Regions from separate parts of the Mus musculus genome. Here region 2 is linked to region 1. The links are chromatin contacts, found by Hi-C or POLR2A ChIA-PET in ENCODE. All regions are on one chromosome and are shown on one strand. The core of a region is the stretch at or near the end of the contact, and the rest is flanking DNA. Distances in the headings are between cores, read along the strand shown. Region 1 overlaps Col4a1 (collagen, type IV, alpha 1). Region 2 holds the start of Ing1 (inhibitor of growth family, member 1).

Evidence for each region. Hi-C counts contacts between places; a loop is a spot of excess contacts on that map. ChIA-PET counts read pairs that join two places held with the same protein, here RNA polymerase II (POLR2A).
Region 2: a map of heart shows a loop between it and region 1 (1.9-fold over the local background). The contact joins the promoter of Ing1 here to the enhancer-like site in region 1. A Hi-C loop is called at or near these places in 1 of 37 maps with a recorded cell type or tissue (heart). POLR2A ChIA-PET finds 5 or more read pairs at or near these places in 1 of 5 experiments (Patski).

The regions. Positions count from the first base shown.
Region 1 is chr8:11,266,859-11,273,369 of GRCm38, forward strand. It overlaps Col4a1 (collagen, type IV, alpha 1), which reads right to left. Exons shown (of 52, transcript NM_009931.2): 2 at 739-798. All of the region lies in intron 1 of Gm32709 (a long non-coding RNA gene), which reads left to right. Among named protein-coding and RNA genes, the nearest start is that of Gm32709, 8.9 kb to the left of the region's middle. Within about 2 kb of position 4,218, at least 1 of the 3 ENCODE cell types and tissues checked has a DNase peak (open chromatin) inside an H3K27ac peak, as active enhancers do; it is heart, where a contact is called at or near this core.
Region 2 is chr8:11,552,879-11,559,389 of GRCm38, forward strand. Ing1 (inhibitor of growth family, member 1) reads left to right here and starts at 3,579. Exons shown (of 2, transcript NM_011919.5): 1 at 3,579-4,167. The coding sequence starts at 4,032.

The DNA of each region.
Region 1 (6,511 bases), core at 2,968-5,467:
GGGAGTTGAAGACATTTGTGTGTCATTTAGGACTCCTGGCTTCAAATACCAGGCTTCCATAGTGTGACCTGAGGGATGATGGGAAAGGAACATTTGGGGCAAATATAATCAAGCTACATTATATACATGTATGAAATTGTCAAATAACAAAATTATATTTAAAAAAATAAAAGGAGAGTTTGGCCCACCAAGAAGCAAGAAAAATATCTTTTCCTGGATCCACGATTCTTAAATAAGCAGGAAGTGAGCTTGTTTAGAGAGTTGTCGTTTTAAATTTGAGAAACAAATGCTTATATATACATATATGTATATATAATATCTAGGCAAGTAGGTAAACGGTGAAAATTTGTTTTAAAAATATTAATTTGAACATAAAGCCTTCAAAGCATCTAGGAACTTTTTTTTCTTTTAAAAACACACTGAATCTGGTGCTTATTCGTCTATTCCAAAAAGCGCCATTGAGTCAAAAACTGGTGCAGCAGCTGCCCACTTGCTCGGCTACAGTCAGCATGAAGAGACTATCCAGACTTTCCACTGATTACAGCGATCCCTGGAGAGCTCCTGTTGCAGTGATAACCAAGCTCAGAATGCTGTTCAACACTTTGCTTCCCTTGGGCTGCTCTGGAGAAATTGTTAAAACAGGAAGGAAGTTGACCCCAGCTGCTGATAATACAGTTAGGCTCAGGATCTAGGGGAAGGGGCAGCATGTGGACAGGATTGTAAAGTGTATGCTCTTACCTTTTGTCCCTTCACGCCATGACAGTCACATTTTCCACAGCCAGAGCCACCACAATCGCCCTGAAAGAAAGAAAGAAAGAAAGTTTAAACAGGAGATCCATTTCAAAGTATTGTCAAGATTTGAACTGAGAGCCAGTGAGATGGGTCTGTGGATAAAGGCGCTGGCCATCAACCCCAAGGACGCACGTGATGGAGGGAGAAAACCCACCCTGGCCAGCTGTCCTCTGACTGCACGTGTGTCAAGGCACAGGTACACACACGTTGACCCATAATAAATAAATGAATGTAATGTCTAAAAGGATTTGAATTATGCCATCAGCATCTTCCTCCAGTCACGAGACAAGTCCCCCCTAGCACCACTTGCAAGGTCCCACAGAACCTGGATCTGAATAACACCAAGTTACTCTTCATAGAAAAATCCCTGGGTCTTAGGGTTCAAGGCCTTGGACTCAGTGATACAATGATACATGTTACAAAGCTGGCTGTCCTTTGTCTGTTGGAAACAGACTCACCTAGGGATTGTGTGAACAGTGTTGCAAGGCAAACAATAGGCTCAACTCTGATTTAAGGGTTTCACACCTAAGTTCACAAGAGAACCAGGGCTCCATGCAATGGGCTTTGCTTGTGTTTCCAAGGACTTAAAACTTTGCAAAAGACTAGAGAAAGAATCAGGGAGGAGCGGACTTTTATGCTCAAGTGTTTACATTAAATGGAAGCTTGGATATTCATCTAAAGAAAGCTATTACAAACCGCATTTGCTGTCTGCTAACAGACATCAGCAAGAGCTATAGAGGAACTTCTTCAAACGCACAGTGAGAACCTAGCAACGGTCACATGTAAAAAGCATCCCAGCCTCTCAGGTACGGACACAAAATGGAGGTTTAACACAACATGCTAAGACAAGATTGAAATCTGGACCCAACCCAGCTTCCGGTATGTAAAGTGGCCAAGAGGAGAAAAAACAAGCACAGAATGAGACACGCACGCCGCACTTTGCAAAGCGCTTGGTAGAATCCAAGTTTTAAACCGTTATAGACGGCGATGTGGTGTTGAAAGGGAGGAGAGGACACAGGGTGAACCATTTAGCAAGCTTTATTAGAGGCGCCGTGTCAGCTCGGAAATAAAATTCAGACCCATAGTCTGCTTCAGGTGGTAACGGTTCCTTCAAAATAAACGTGTGCTAATAATGGTCCCTGGCTCACGAGAAGCCTGTATTTTTAACAGCATCCTCCAAGCAGCATCACCATGGAGATCCTCTGCCCAAAACAACCCCATCTGGAGACACTTATTTTATATTGGAGCCCAACAAGTGCCTCCAGGACGGTGAGCTGTTCTTAATTGTATATTTTGTAGATGGGGACACTTGACAGCCAAGTAAAGCCCAGTGGTCAGGTCTGTTCCTCTCTCTGACTCACAACCCAGACATTTCAGCCTGCGTTCTCATAGTCCTCCTGACATTTCAAATGTCAGGCACCTCCCTGTGCTCCGCCTGCTTCTGAATGTGAGTTCCAGTCACCAGCAGGGCCAAAGGCTTTAGCCTGAGCTGAAGAAGGACCTTCTAGAACACACAGAGAAAAACTCCGAGGGACCTCAGCAGACTTAAACTGACTTAACTGTCCCCACCTCTGACTACCTGGACCCCATGAAATGTTGATATCAGGAGATACCCTGTGCCTTTAACCACAACCTGAGCTTGCCACGAAGCTGGTTCAGGCTGTTTTATCAAAAGTACCTGGATAGGAAAGCCCACACTGAGAAAGGAGGTTACTAATTAATAACTAGTGGCATGTCCACCCATTGCTGAGTCCATCCCTTCTATGGAGTCATGAACACCAGAAGGTAGGCAAGTGCAAGTCCCCCAGGTGGAAGGCCATCCTCCTCCTTAGTGTCTGCCATTCCCTAAACCTGCTGCTTTGAAGCCAGGGCAGTCTAGCCCACTCGTTAACTTGCACAGGGCCTCACCCTTCCCCCATTGATTTCACTCAGAGAAACTAGCCCAACAAGAGACTCCAGGAGCTGCAGGGTCTGTGTGAGAAATGGCTCCCAATCGCCCACATTTAGCAGAGACTCAACAACAGCCTCGGGTTGCTAGATTTCTCTGTGAAAGCCAAGGGGAGCTCCTTAGCTAAAGACTGCTGCGTAGCGAGGCTGGGATTTTCTGAAGCTTCTGCCATCTAAGAAGCACAATTCCAGTCACCTGCAGGAAGCCTTCTGACCAATTTCCCAGAGTTGTTCCTATGTCCCTCAGGGGATTCTACAAGCTCAGTAGACACTGCAATCCCCATCCTGGGCAGAGACAGTGAAGCCCAAGGCCTACAATACAGAAGCCCAGAGGGGAGGGTTACTAGTAGGCATCTTGCCTGGGACCTACTCCAGGTCTTAAGAAACTCTTGACAGAATCCAGAACCAAAGAGATAGAGAGCCCCCTCTTCCTACAGCCTAGACACAAAGATGTCCAATCCTAGAGCCAACACGGATATCTTCATTGACGAAGGAAATCTTTTTCATTTTTTAGGCAAGCAGGAAATCTTATTACCAAGTGCTGGTCTCCAGAAAGCAATTCAGATGAGTTGACTATTCAAATAGCATATAAATTATGATTTGCTTTTTCAGAAAGTTTAAAAAAAAGCAGAAAAAAATGTTTGGAGGCAGGAAGTGGAGACAGGGTCTCGTTATATAAGTCAGGCTGGCCTCGAACTCTAAATGCTCTGCTCAGCTTTCCTGGTGCTGGCCTTACAGGAAAAAGACCACCAACCTGACCGAGAGAAGCGTTGGAGACCACGCATCCTATGTCCTATTCTGGTTGGCCTTGAATCTTCTGTAAATGACTTGATTGGAAACAAACATCATGTTTTAGAAAAACAGCCACAGGTCCTGTGATGTGTTCACTTTGTCAAGTAGGATTAAGGCTGAAATGTCTCTATTTGGATCCCTCATGATTTCCATTTTTATAAAGTGGCCCTTGCTGGATTTCTCCCCAACACAGGGGCTTGTTCTGCTATAGTCCAGGGCACAGAGGTAAAACCATCAGAGCTAAGACCCTGAGACCCTGTCCAGTCAGGTCTGACATTTACATCCGAAATAACTAATTAAAACACGAGTCTTTGTTCACAGTTGTTTCCGCACATGGTGACCTGCTAGGACTTTATGGCTTGCATAGGTTTGAGGTTAAGTTGGGGACTTCACATGAGAAGAGTTGTGTCACAAACACAACTTCCTGACTTCCTGAGGCCCCTCAGCAAAATGGAAAGATGTATGCCATTGGTGAACCCAGTGGTGCCCCCTTGGCTCCGGATCTGAAGGACTTTACAAGGCCTGCTCATTCTTCTCCCTGTCTGGAGCACACTGGGCCACGCCCACCAGCTCCCAGCCCCATCTGTTTCAGATTCTAGAACGGGAGGAACTGGAACATTCTGTGAACTGCACAGTCCCTTCCCCTCCTAGGGTCAATTGGATTAGCTAAGTCCTGTTCTTGCTTCCCATGAGATTCAGGCAAGAGGAAGTGGGTCAGGAACGCTGCCCACTTGGGGCCCTGGAATGTGGCCTCGTAACCTCAAAGGACAAGCCATATGAGACTTAGTCTCTCTCACAGAAGTCGACCATCCACAGACTAGAGAGTGAAGAACCCAACTACACAGGGGAAGGCACCACAGAGGGCTTTCAAGCTCGAAACAAAAAACAATTACGTTTCCAGAACTGGAGGGAACTGAATGAAAACCACGTCTCTTCTGAAAGTCCTGTTCGCCACTCCCTACTCGACCCATCATTGCAGTCAGAAGTGGGAGCATGCAAAGATCTCTACGTGGAAGCAGGCAGGAGAGCACACTCCCCAAGTCCTGTGTTGTGGTTTGAATGGCCTCTCCCTTGGGCTCAAGTATTTGAATACATGGTCTCCAGTTGGTGACACTATGTTGGTAGGGTGTGGAGCCTTTAGGCATCAGGGCCATAATGAAGGAAGTGGGTCACTGGGGTGGGTCATGAGGCTTGATAGCTCAGCTAAACTTCTTTCTCTGTATTTCTTGTTCCACCAAAATGTGAAGCAAAGTGCCCCACCGGCACGCCTCTGGCACTAAGGAGCCACCTGCTCCCATGCTTTCTCCATGGTGGACCATCTCTCAAAGTGTGAGCCAGGGTACACCCTTCTTCTCTTTCAGTTGCTTCCTGTGGTGTATTTGCTCATAGTAACAAGAGTGTAACCAGTACTGCCTCCAGTCCCCTTTCAGACATGGGCACAGACAATGTTCCAATAGCCGAGGCCACATTAAACAGAAGCAGAAGGCACAATATTGAAGGAATGCAGAAGGCCCTAGGGAATAATCCCCAGTTCAAATACCTTTTATATTCTCTGTCTCTGCAAACCTCTCGGGACAGGTTAAAACGACCTGTATTAGCAAAACACTCCCATCAAGGTTTCCAGAAAGTAGACCCATCAGCCATGCTGGCATAAGTAAACTATGGTAGGTTGACAACTTCACAGTGCACAGTGTTCCTGCCAAAGAAGGTAGGGGACATAGATAGAGGTCAATGGCCTTCAGTGAGATGAAGACTCTTCCAGGTTGTCCCTGAACGGAAGACATCACCAGACGCCATGTGACAGGCCAGTGACAAGATGCTTGCTGTGCCAGAGCACTGTGTGAGCGAGGCAGAGCACATGCCACCATGCAGAGGTGATCTGCCCTACAGATTCCCTAACCATGACATGTGTGCTATCAGAGTCAGGCTTGGAAGGAGCACACAGGATGTCCTTGCATTTCTGAAATTCCCTTGCTGCTGATGGGGATGGGCACCAAACATCCGCTTGAACAGTTTTTATGTTTCCCATCCCTCCAAATAGGGACATGTGGAGCTCTGCAAAGCCTCGACGGCTTATCTTTCAGATTTGTTTTCACATTTCCTATCCTGTGAAAAATGTCAAAATACTTTCCTAAGGATGTCGCTAGTCCACTGCACTTCCTGTCATGGCGCTTCCTCAGGGGTCTTCAGAATAATTACTTACCCAACCAAAGAAATATGTGAATGGGGAAACATGCATTTCAGGGCTACCAGAGCAGAATTAAAAGCACACACCAATGAAGGAAGAATGGTGAGCCGCCCTTTCATGTGCTATGGGTGCTATGGTCAGGGGATGCAACCCTGTACAAAACTGGAAATATCCATAGAATGTCTCCTCAACTATATAGAATTAGAAAATTAACATAACTAAGTAGAGATCACAATATGGGGTCAAATATCACCGCCTAAATAATAACTGCTTAAAAGATTAGGTTTGAGTCAGCTTTGATGGCACAGGCCTGTAGTACCAGTTAATTGGGAGGCTGAGGCAGAGGGATTCCACATTCAGAGTCCACGTGGGTCAACAGTGAGCTCAAGATCAAGCTAAACAATTTAGGGAGACCCTGTCTCAAAATAAAAAGTAAGGGGGGCAGGAGTATAGGCTACTAGTGGGCGCTAAGCCTGTGTGAAGCCCAGAGCTCTCTGTCCCCAAAACAAACCAAAAACTGACTTTTGCACAGCATTTTTGGACTTCCAAAAATAAGCCTGGTTGATTCAAAGGTAAAAATATTGTCCCCGCAGGCTAAGGGGCTCATACCCGCCATCACCTACACTTATATCATTATTTTATAACTTTGTTTTGCTTTTTTTTTTTTTAAAGACAGAAAGAACTCCCCAGGAGATGTGAAACCCTTCTTTATCTTCATTCAGCTGAGAGGAGAATTTAGTTCAGGAAAATATCATTTCTGTCTCTTTTGATAATGGAATACAGACACAGAAC
Region 2 (6,511 bases), core at 2,329-4,828, 290 kb after region 1:
TCTGGTCCAGCCTAAAGAATAGTATTAACCTATCTTTAAAAAAAAAAAAAAATTGTAGGGACTGAAGAGATGGCTCAGGAGTTAAGAGGACTGGCTGCCCTTCCATAGTATTCTGGTTTGATTCCCAGCATCCACAGCTCTCAACTGCCTGTAACTCCAGTTCCAGATCTGATGCTGCCTTCTGGCTTCTACAGACACTGCGTGCACACACTACACAGACACACATGCAGACAAAACACCCATACACAGATTATAAAATATCTTAATAAAAAAAAAAACAGAAAATGAGCTGGTGAGGTTGCTCAGTGAATAAGAGCACCGACTGCTCTTCCAAAGGTCCAGAGTTCAAATCCCAGCAACCACATGGTGGCTCACAACCATCTGTAATGAGATCTGATGCCCACTTCTGGAGTGTCTGAAGACAGCTACAGTGTACTTACATATAATAAATAAATAGATCTTAAAAAAAAACCAGAAAATGATAAATATAACCCACTCGCTGGTGCTTAACCGTGCACTCCGCCTGTGTATTGACCTTGTGCACAGACTGATTGGGTGAATTGATGAATCAGGGTGATTTATCACAGTAATACCGCAGAGAAAACCCAGTTCAAGTCACCATTCCTAAAAAAATTACATGTATTTATATATGTATGACAATGTGGAAGTCAGAGGACACATTGGGGGTGTTCCTTTCTACCATGTGGGGATCACAGGGAGTGAACTCAAGTTGTCAAGCTTGATGGTCTTTTCCAGCTAAGCCATCTTGCTGGCCCCAGGCCTGTTTCTTATCAAATCAAAAAGCCTGCATACAGTATGAAGTCAGCCTAGTACCCAGAGCTAGGGTCCCAGGACAGCTAAGGATATGCAGAGAAACCCTGTCTCAAACAAACAAACAACCACATAAAACAAAACTACGCATGTAGTTACAGGCTGGGCTGTAAATGGAAGCCCAGCTCAGGCTCCCTGAAGTGAGAAAAGTAGACATTTAGCAGGAGGTTGCCCAGTGTCCCCAAAGCCTTGCAAGGGAGACACCTCCAAACAGAAACCATTGCAAGGAGTCCCTCATTCATGTTTTGCCAGACTCTCTTTGGGGTGATGTTCATTGCTTCCCTAGTCTCTGCTGTACAGAAATAGGTTTTCCTAAAAATTGTATTTATCCACTTAGTGTGTATGGAGCAGGAGGGTACATGGGACATGGTGCTTACACGGAGACCAGAGGACCAACTCTGTGATCTGGGTTCAATCTCTCCTTTCACCATGTAGATTCAAGGGTTAATTCAGGTTAACTCGGCCATCTCCCTAGCCTTTGCTTTTCTATACAGTATAAATATACAAAAGCTTGATGTAAGTTAATTTTATCAATTGGTCTTTTGAGCTTGCTCAGAAAGCCAGTTTATAAAGCTAATTAGTACACAATTGCCAATCTATTTCCAGAATGTAAAAACATTGTAGTTAGCATGTGACAGGCACTTGTGAAATAATTCTGGTCAATTGAATAAAATACCTTTTGGGTTTGTGTGTCCATGAATTCAATAAACAGAATGGAATGGTTATTAAAGCATATGTAACTCTGAAAGATAACCAGGTTCAAACTCCAGCTTGGTTATCTTTGGAAAAGGTCAACTATTCCTAATCTTCATTAAACCTAGATAAATGTTCATTCATGGCCCAACGCACGCTGCGACTAAAATACCTGTTTCTTAATTGCTATTGTGCCTTTAAACTGGTTATAAGATCTGAGGAAAAGGCCACATTTCATATTCAGTTCTGTACCCCTCTCCACACTTAATTACACGTCGTGTTCTCAAGCCATGCAGTTAGCCTTTTGTGCAACTATTTTCTTCTGGCAATTACGTGGAAAAACTTCATTATTCTGGTTTTGACTAGGGCTGAAAGCAGTTGGTTCTGCTAGTAAAAACCAGCACCAGACAGCCAAGCGAACTTCCTCCTGCAGAAATGCACTGCCCTGTGCTTCAGAAGCAAACGACCCAATCTGAACGATCTAACTCAACTGACAGTCTCTGGCTGCGTTATGACCCTCCACAAGACTCTATTTAAGATATACAGCGTTGGAAATGTCGTAGATGTCACGGGGTTGCATGGAGTACTTTCACACCTGCCGAAGGGGGTAGGGCATCACAGTGTTTCCTGAACCTGTTCCAAATCCTTTCCAATTACACCCTCTAGTTCTGAAGCGGTGAGTCTTGTTCTGCCGGAGGATGAATGCCTGAGGCTGAAACACGGCAAACTCCAGATGGCTGAAGGCTGCGAGCTGACCCGGCGCAGCAGACACCGCAGGCGAGGCAGAGCGCCATCACCAGCCCTGCGCACCTGAGGCCACAGCAGCGGGTCCACCGCTCTCGCCCAGGCGGCCGAGCAAGATTGAGGACCTGGGACTCAGAGGGGCGAATAGGACAGCCGCACCACAGTCCCAGCCATACAAAGGCGCGAATGTGGCGACCACAGGCCAGGCTCCGCCCCAGGGCGGTGCCTAGGCAGGAAGAGGGCGGGACCGCCGGGGCCCGTCGCCTAGGCAACCCCTCGCTCTGCCCGGGCTTTTCAGAAAGCCCTAAATCCGGCAGCTGTGGGGGAAGGGCGGGATGGGAAGCTGAAGGTTGTGCTCCCCTGCGGGAAGCACACTGCGGTGCCCGCTGCCAACTCAGTGTGACGAGGACATGGGCAGCCTCAGATGCGGCAGGGAGGGGAAGAGCTAGTTAGGATCAGAGAAGAGCTGCTCCCGCCAGCCCGCCCACCGTAGATCTCCGCGCTGAAAAGAGCACCCCTCGGGGGCCCCTTTGTCTCCAGGCCATTCTAAACCCAGCACCGGGAGGCGACACAAAGGGACGATGGGGGCGGAAGGCGCAGGCGCGTGGAGGCGCCGAGGATGCTGGGAGTGGTGGTCCCTTTGCGTGTCGATAGCTGCCCTCCCGCGCGGGTCCGCATCCATCGCCAGGGAGCTGCGCCTGCGCGTCCACTTCCGCCTCGCTCGGCTCCGCCCGCTCGTCCCTCCTGGAAGAGGACAGCTCTCTAGTACTAGGCGTGCGGGGGGCGTTGCCGATCCCACCACACCTCCTTCTCGTCCAGATTGGCCGCAGAGGTAAGAGTCGCAAGGGGATTGGCTGACGCCGTTGCCATTTCTGTTCGGGGGCCCTATTTATACCGCGCTAGGAGGCGGGGGAATGCAGTTAACCCAGCGGAGGGTGGCTCTTCTCAGGTTAGTCGGTTTGAAGGCAGCGATCTGGAGGCTCGTCCGGCCCCGGCGTGTCTCGAGGAGCAGGCTAGCACCCCGCGGTTCCCGGCCGGCGTGCGGCTCCGCCCAGTAGGTCCGCCACCGAGTGTCAAACTCCTAGTAAAGTTTCGCGTCGCCGGTCTCCCCTGCCCAGGCGACCCCGCCGCTGTCCCCTCGGCGACCCTGGCCCCCAGCGACAATGACAGGCCACGCCCCCGCGCGGGCCGGCCTCGCGGCCCGCCGCCCCCCGGCCCGGGACGGTGAGGGGCGTGAATGCGGTGGGGGCGGGGCCGCCTCCGGGAGGAGGGGTGGCGGGGCGCATGCGCGCTGCGCGCGGGGCTGAATGTTTCCCAAGTGTTTGAAACTGGTATTTGGGTTTTCCACGTTGGACAAGTGCGGCGAGGCGGGCGGCGGAGCGCGCCCTTCCCGCAGCCGGCCCCGCTCTCTCCGCTCTCCACGCTGGTGGCGGGTGGGCGGCGGTGGCCGGCCCTCTTTGGGTGTGTGCGCGCTAGTACGCACGGCCCCCCGCGCCGCCCGCCGCCCGGGAGGGGGCCTGCACGGCCGGCGGGGTGTGCGCTTGAGCTTCGGCCGCCGCGGCCCGCGCCTGCAGGCGCCGGGGTCCCCGCGGCCCCGGAGGCGGCGCGGCAGGCGCCAGATGTAGCCGCCGGCCAGCCCGGCCGGAGCGGCGGGGGGGCGCGGAAGGGCGAGAGAGCTTTGCATTTTGCAGTGCTGTTTGAGGGGGGCGGGGGGTGGAGGAAGCGGAAAGCCGCCGAATCGCCGGGGACCTCCGGGGTGAACCATGTTGAGTCCTGCCAACGGGGAGCAGATCCACCTGGTGAACTATGTGGAGGATTACCTGGACTCAATCGAGTCACTGCCTTTCGACCTGCAGAGGAACGTCTCGCTGATGCGGGAGATCGACGCCAAATACCAAGGTACGGCGGGTGATGGATGGGCGGGGGCGGCCGCGTCCATCCCTGGGTCCCGGCGGCGAGGCTGACCGGTCCTGCTGGAGCCGGAGCGCCCGGTAGCGTCCTCGGAGGGCTAGGAACAAAAGGTCTGGAGCGCCTTTGATACGCCGAGGTCCTTGTGTACCGAGCTCCGGGACATGGAGAAGGAAGGAGCGCGAACGGCTGGCTGCAAGGCTGCGCGACCAAAGCGCTCTTTGTAGTGAAGTGATGAGGCGGTGCTGCGGGGGAGGGGGCGCGGGGCTCGGCCGCGTCCTCGGGGAGGGGGTGAAGGCGGCCGCGCGAGGTGGAGTGCTATGCGGGCGCCGCGGCCGTAGGGCGCGGGCACCGGGCTAGAGAGAGGGCTGCGGGCCGTACTCCGGCGGAGCTGAGTGCGGGTCCGGAGAGTCGCCGCCTCCCGCCAGGTTCTGGTTCTAAGTGTTACATAAAGTACTGGGCAGTCCTGACTCGGGGTCGCGCGATCGCCCAGGCCCTGCTCTCCTGGGCCCTCTCTTGGCTCTGGACAGGGCTCCGGGCCGACTGCGAGGGGCGCCGGCGCGGTGTGTCTTGGGGAGGAAGAGGGTGAAAGGGAGGATCGCAGCCGACTAGGTGTACGACTGCGCTGCGATCGGTGGACGCGAGCTGGGCTCTGGCTGGAGAGGAGCGGGGCAGGTGAGGGACCTGCAGCCCACCCGAAGACCCGGGCTGCCCAGAGTGGCGAAGAGGCGGAGCCTGCGTGCCCGCCGGGAACTGTTGGCTGTTGGGGAAACTTTGCTGTGAGGTCAGGGGGCTCTGTTTTGAACGTGGATGGCCGCTCGGAGTTTACTCTTGTTTACAGAACTGCGCAGCAGGGAAACGGAAGAGTTGGGGGTGGTGGAGGGCCACTGCCCAGCACTGCATACAGAGACTTGCTGGGGAAAGCGCCCCTGCGCGCTCTATCCGAGATGCAGCTTCGCAGCTCGGTTTATAGGAGAATCATTAGCATATTGCGGAACGTTCCGCCTCTGCGGCCCTTTGATTGGTCGCAACATCCCCCGTGGAATGTCCTTATCATTGTGCTACAGAGTCATTGGGGGGCGGGCAGTATGGGGGCGGGCTTTGCTCGGGACTCGCTCCAGTCTGTGTTTCCGCTGTCTGCTTTTTTTTTTTTTTTTTTCCTCTGGTAGAGGGCCGGGCGGAGAGAGGAGGTGAGTTGATTTGAATGTCTTCGGGTCGCCCGTCCTCTGGCCTTGGGTTGGCTCCTGTCGCTGCTGGGGCGGGCCACCGTCGCTGGCTCTGCGCGCTGATTGGTGTACCTCCTGGTCTCCGCCCTCAGCGTCGTCGACTCACATAGGCTTCGGGCGGGGCGGGGCAGGGCGGGGCGCGCTTCCTGAGTCTCGTAGGCTGGAGTGGATCGCGGCCACTTTCCGGCTGCGAGGCTATGGCGGCGGTGGCCTCCGGGAGGATGCTGCGCTTACCTTCTCTGCTCTGGCTCCCCGCGGGAGCCTCTGATCGCTTGTCGCGTTTCCGGTAGGCTTGAATGAGCGGGAGTGCCTCTGTCGGGACTGCGGGTCTGTGTGTCCCGTGCTGTCCTCCTGCGGGCTCGTGTGTCCGAATGGCTCTAGAATATTCAAGTCCTTGCTCAGAACTACTGTTGGCAGACCGAGTTTTTGACGGCCGCCTTAGTGCTTCAGATGTAGAAGAGTTCGAAAGGAGGGTCTATGTTTTGGTTGTTGTAAATGGAGTTTGTTGCTTGAATTACTTTTCAAATATTATAGAAAATACCCCCAGGAAGCAATGCCTCTTTCTTAAGCGCAACCTTATATAAAGTTAAAGTGGCTTAAAGTAATTGGACAGATTAGATGGAACTGCAGGCCCATTTAGTCACTACCTTTATCCTTGTTGGTACTGAATGGTGGCCCAGCAGCAGGCTGAGGCTGAGCTGACAGGTGCCTCCCTGTGTGGAAGTAGTGCTGTCCTTGTTTGTTGCTTTTACCAACATTTTTGTTTTTATCAAATATTTTACGTAGGGTAACTAAAAATCTGTGTTATTGTGTGAGCTCCACAATAGCTTCTGGTAAGTTTTTGATGGCATTTTTCTCCACAAGCTTCACCTGGATTAAGGCAGGAAGAAGCAGTCATTTTCATTTAAATTAGCAACGGGAAGAATTACTCTTTTACAAAATACCAGTATAATCTTTGAAACATTGCTGGGTGTGATGGCAGGAGCCAGAGATCCCGGTTGGAGACAGGACCGGCTCTGATTGTATGCCATTTAACCCAGGATGGAGCTCAAAAAACAATTTGCTATTGGTTTTGTTATTTTTTCTCATTGACCTGGAACTCTTAAAGA